Linked DNA regions of Mus musculus: region 1 is linked to region 2. A link is a contact called in ENCODE POLR2A ChIA-PET data. All regions are on one chromosome and are shown on one strand. Each heading gives the region's core, a stretch centred on a gene start or an enhancer-like site at or near the end of the contact. The rest is flanking DNA. Distances are from core to core; before and after follow the strand shown.

Region 1 (2,700 bases), core at 13-2,512, 240 kb before region 2:
AATATATACCACGTGATGTAACACAGAGTGATGTGTAATAAGTGGTCCAAGAGAGAGAGAAACCCAGGTTCAATCCCCAGCAGGTTCCGTTCCTCCCTCTATAGTCCCCAGCCTCCCGTCCTGAGCAGTTCATAAGTCTAGGACTCAATTAGAGCATGCCATGTTCCCTGTAGTCTAGAGTCTGCAGATCCGATGGCGGCAGGTGTTATCAACTTGCTAGATACAACTAACTATAAAGAGCTTCCTGTCTCTGGCACAGCTTTGCTAAGTTTAAGTGGTGAGGCTCACATGAAAGTATGTATTTTGCAAGTTGTCAAGCTTGATGTAGAATGCAATATTGTCTTCTTTTAAAAGTTTAGGCTATTGTTTTTGTTGTTTTGTTTGTTTGTTTGTTTTAAAGGGCCCAGTCCCTATGTGCTATTCCTTACCTGGTGGTTTATCTTGTTTTGTGTAAATAGGACCCACGAATGCCTTGTTTTAGCAGCTTGGCTACATTGCATCTTGATTTAAAAAAAAAAAAATCAGTCACTTTTTAAAGACATGTATGAGTAACCACAGCTTTATACAGGAGGGTTCTGGCAGTATTTTAACACATACTACTTTCATCTTGAAGGACTCACACCTGGAGCCATCCCTTGTTGTGCTGTGGGCGGTGCTGTGGGCGGTGCTGTGGGCGGTGCTGTGGGCGGTGCTATGGGCTTGCTGTTTCTTTCTTAGGTCCTCTCTGAGTAGTCCATGTGTATCATGTCTCTGATTGGCTTTCCTCCTTTCCCCAGCCCATATTCTGATTTTTCTTCTTTTACCTTCTAATTTTGCAAGCTTTCTAACAACTTGCAAATGGGAGGTAAGACTTCTGAGCTGCTGTATACCTGAGAGTGTAACACTCATGTATAATTGATTGCCTGGCTAGGTGTAGAGTTCCTGGCTGGAAATCACTGAGCTGTTGATAGGAAGGGCGTTGCTCACCTCCTAGCATTCCGGCTCCTTGTGAGAACACTAGCGCCTGCCGATTCTCAGTTCTTTACAGGGTCTCTTCTATTGTGTCTTTTGACATCGTTCATGAAAGCATTCAGCAGTTTAATGATCACCTGCCGCGATTGGGATGTGCTTTTTCGGTTATGTTTGTTTGTCTTTTGCTGGTGTCCAAAGAGCACTGTGATGATGAGTTTACCAAGGTGACAAAAACTAGGAGCAATTGGGAAGAGAGCCTCCGAGAGGGAGGGGGTGGCTCCGGTTGGCGCTGGGCCTGTCTGCGGAGGATTTTTCTTAATTGGTTAACTGAAGCAAGAAAACCCAATGTGGGCTGCACCCTTTGCTGGTGCGGGGTCTTGTTTAAGGAGAGACTTACTTAGCTGAGTACAGAGTATGGTGTTTCTTCTCTCTGCTATTGCTTTGTCAAGTGGCTGTTTATCTTGAGTCCTCAGGCAGACTCACCTGCAGGGAGGGACTGTAGGTAGCATGGAGTTGTGAGCCCTGCTTCTGTCTGCGCCTGGGCAGAGCTCAGAAAGGCACAGAGTTCACAGCACCAGGAAGGAGCCGCTCATTCCTTTTGTTTTTATGTTCCGGGCTGCAGTATTGGCTTCCCTCATTGTCTATTCAGCTTCCTTCTGGACCTGCTGTAGGATGTTTGACTTGCCTCTGAACGCCTCTTCCCAAAGATAACTTACATTTTTCTTGGAACCCTTCTAAAGTTGTTAATTTATCAGGTTTATTTTATTTTCAGTTGCTGATAGCCCCTGAGTGGTCTCATAAACTAAGTAGATATTCAGAGATTAACTTTTTTACCTTTGAAATTTTATTTTTCTGCACCATTTTTTGCTTCAAGTTGCACTTTTTCCCCTTTCTTTTGTCTTTCACGTTAGATGTTTTATATGCCTGATGGTTTTGGAATGTCTTTTCTGAGGCAGAATGGGGCTCCACATATTAGAAGATGTGTCTTATTTTGGTCTGCTAAGTCTATTGTCTTCATTTTTCACCTCTAAAACATCTTGAAGATTTTACTATCTGGTTTCTGCTATCTTTGTTCTAGAAGATTTATGCCTTTTTCAAAGAAATAATGGTTTTTGTGTTGAGAATTTTGAAGAGAGGCACTAAATGTATTTGCTCATTTAACTTAAAGTCCATTTGGAAGTCTTAAAAACCTAAACCCAAACCAAATAAACCAACGACAAAAGGAGGTCAGGATTTGCAGCATCAGGCTTTGGTCAAACGCACTTGCAGGGCGAGCATCCACTCTAACTCTATTTCAAGGTGTGGTATACGTTTAGATGGTCCCAGGAGAATACTGGCTTCTTGTTAAGTCTGCAACAGCTGCCTCGCCTTTTTGGGCTCAAGGCTTTTTATGTCAGGGCCTTAAGTACCAATAAATGTGTAAATGATAATTAGGCCTCCTGATTAAAAAAAAATGCTTAAAAAGATTCTTATTGATGTTTCTAAAATGAATTTTCCAGAGGCTAAGCATATAATCCTTAGATTAAAATGCAGCAGACACACTAAGTTGTTTCCCATAACAAGCAGAATAATAGACTTTAAATCTATTTGCTGCTGACCACCCACAAAGGACATTCCTAGCCCAAAGAGATTAGATATAAATACAGCCCAGGGAGCTGGGCTAAACTTGTGAGTTTTATTCATAGAGAATGCTCCCACAAAGCACACAGTCTCAGACTACCAATGGGTAGGGAAAGGAGTTTTAGCTTT
Region 2 (2,700 bases), core at 149-2,648:
CAGGGTATGTAAACTGAATAGACCCCTTACTCCCCAAGTTGTTTCTGGTCATGGTGCTTTAGTACAGCAATGATAGCCACATATTTATTTTCCTTCTTTTTTACTGTGGTAGGATTAGGCAAATGCTCTACCACTGAGATATGTATCTACCCCTCCACGACTTTCCCATAATACCATGTATTCAATAAGTATTCTCGACATCTGGTTTATTTTACTCTGCTTATATTTATATATTCATCTATGGTAAGTGTCATACACACACACACACACACACACACACACACACACACACACACAGGACTGTTTGAGTTCGTACTGGTTGGACCAGTACACCGCTATCAACAATCTCCTAGGTCAGTGGTTCTCAACTTGTGGGTTGCAATTCCTTTGAAGGTGTCGCCCGAAATTTTCTCAGGGATGGCCTAGGACAGTTGGAAAGCACAGGTATTTATGTTACCATTCACAGCAGTAGCAAAATTACAGTTACAGTTATGAAGTAGCAGCAAAAATAATTTTATGGGAGAGGGTCACTACAACACGAGGAACTATATGCATTAAGGGGTCACAAATGATTTTTTAGATCTCCAGGGGCTCATTCCATAATTCCCTGTCCTTGAGGAAATATGAAATTATGTATTTTATATAGATTATAACTCATATTTTATAGATTTAACTTATATATAGTTCATATTTTAACATATCTAATTTTCACCTAATGTACATCATTTTCATTTAAAATATATCATTAATATTTATTCAGTGTACATGATTTTTATTCATTGTATATAATGTATGCAGTTATAATGTATATAAATCACATTCAGTGTATATAATTTATATTTACCGTATATAATCTGTATTTATTTTGTATAACTTCTATTCAACGTATAATTTATTTTTAATGTGAATAATTTATATACACACATGCATGTGTGAATATGGATGTAGTAAATATGTATATAGTTACTAAGGACACAAATAAAACATAAACTTTATAGACTAGACATGTTTCAATGTACATAATCCCTGACTTGCTTGTATGATATATGTTAGTTTCCATAATGTAAATTTGAGGCCCTCTCCGTGGAAATCAGGACTCCTTACTGCTTGTCAGTGCCTGAGCTGTGAGCCTGGAGCTGGTGGCCTGCTGCCTCTGGAGGAGGAGGGAGCTGCAGGAAAAGGGAGGGGCGAGAGCGCTCCAGGAGGCCGCTCGCTCGCTCGGGCTGCGGGGTCCTGTGCTCTCTCCTGCGCCACTTCTCTCTCCCGGCTCAATCGCGGAGCCTTTTCTCTCCCCCGTCTCGCCGCTGCCGCCATCTCCACCCCTGCCTGCCCCAGGGGTCTGTGGACGCCCGGGCAGAGAGCAAGCACCGAGCTGGGCCTGCTGGAGACGGGAGACCAGCGGCCCGCCCGCCCGCCCGCTGCGAGCCTCCTGAGCCACTCCGGAACAGCTTACTTTCTGTTTCCATCTCTTTCGGACCGGGTTGGCCTCTCCAAAAGCCACTTCTCCTAACTCTTATCAAGGTTCAAAGGCTAAAGGTATCTACAGGCACTTTACCTGGTCCATGCACATGGTAATAACTTGAAGTCTTTCCCCAACCTTCTTCCAGGTTGCTAACTTTATTGTACCTTCCTCAGGAAACCAAGGACAACCGTTCACTACAAGATCTAAAACAATTATGTGATTGCTGTTGCTCCACTTTAACCAAGCATATGGCATAGCATGTTTACTTCAAGAAGCGTACGGCCGTTTCCATTTCCCACTTTTTCCCCTGGACTTTTACTTTTTACGATCTCCTCAGTTTTTTCCAATTATCTGTATTCTCCCATGTCTGTACCTCGGAGGAAATTCTCAACATACCTTTACCTTTTCGGAGTGCTCCGGATTTCCCCCACTTAATCCCCTATACTCTCAGAGCTGACCTCTGTTTGAGACACCACACTGCACTGGTCCTGACGTTGCAAAGTCCTCTGATGGGGAAGGGGGGAAAGATAGAAAGATAGGAAGAAGAAAGAGACGGGTACGGGAGAACACTGGTAAATACCAGTCAGTAGCAAATGTATTTCTCATAGCCTTTTTATACTACAGGGCCATGGGAGGCAAAGACACAAGATAACAGAAACAATTTTGCTAAAATGTACACAAGACATTTGGTTCCATCTCCAAACCTTTCTGTTCTTCCACCAAGGTCAATAGAATCTTCAGTCCCTAGCCTTGAGCCTGGGTTGTAGGCCCAGAGCTGCCTTGACTCTACCTGGCAGGAGATCTCTCTCTCTCTCTCTCTCTCTCTCTCTCTCTCTCAGGAGTTGCAAATGGGTCTCTGAGGAAATAGCTGTGGGTGTATATATGAAGGCTTTCCCAGAGAAGACCTCTTAGGGCTGACTGTGAGCAGCGCTAGCCCATGACATGGGAACCCTGACACAATGGAAAGTGAGGAAGGTATCTCAATGTCCATATTTCCTTTCTTTTTGCTTCCTGATTGCCCTGGAAGTGAGTAATGCTTCCCTTCCACACTCCCCATGCCATGACATCCTGTATAAAGGCGTAGGGCCAAAGGATCATGGAATGAATATTCTTCTTCTCTGAAGTTCTTTCTGCCAGCTCTTGGATCACAGTTACATTTAAGTGTGTGTGTGTGTACAATTCACTCTTTCTGTTAGGGAGTAGTAACAAATTGAACAAGCATGCCACAGCTCAACTCT

What was found. ChIA-PET counts read pairs that join two places held with the same protein, here RNA polymerase II (POLR2A).
Region 1: POLR2A ChIA-PET joins it to region 2 with 11 read pairs in Patski. The contact joins two enhancer-like sites. POLR2A ChIA-PET finds 5 or more read pairs at or near these places in 2 of 5 experiments (Patski and embryonic stem cell).

The regions. Positions count from the first base shown.
Region 1 is chr19:32,342,891-32,345,590 of GRCm38, reverse strand. The region is part of intron 2 of Sgms1 (sphingomyelin synthase 1); the gene reads left to right. Among named protein-coding and RNA genes, the nearest start is that of Sgms1, 44 kb to the left of the region's middle. Within about 2 kb of position 1,262, at least 1 of the 3 ENCODE cell types and tissues checked has a DNase peak (open chromatin) inside an H3K27ac peak, as active enhancers do.
Region 2 is chr19:32,106,694-32,109,393 of GRCm38, reverse strand. No RefSeq gene overlaps it. Among named protein-coding and RNA genes, the nearest start is that of Asah2, 4.9 kb to the right of the region's middle. RefSeq lists an enhancer at 1,076-2,700. Within about 2 kb of position 1,398, at least 2 of the 3 ENCODE cell types and tissues checked have a DNase peak (open chromatin) inside an H3K27ac peak, as active enhancers do.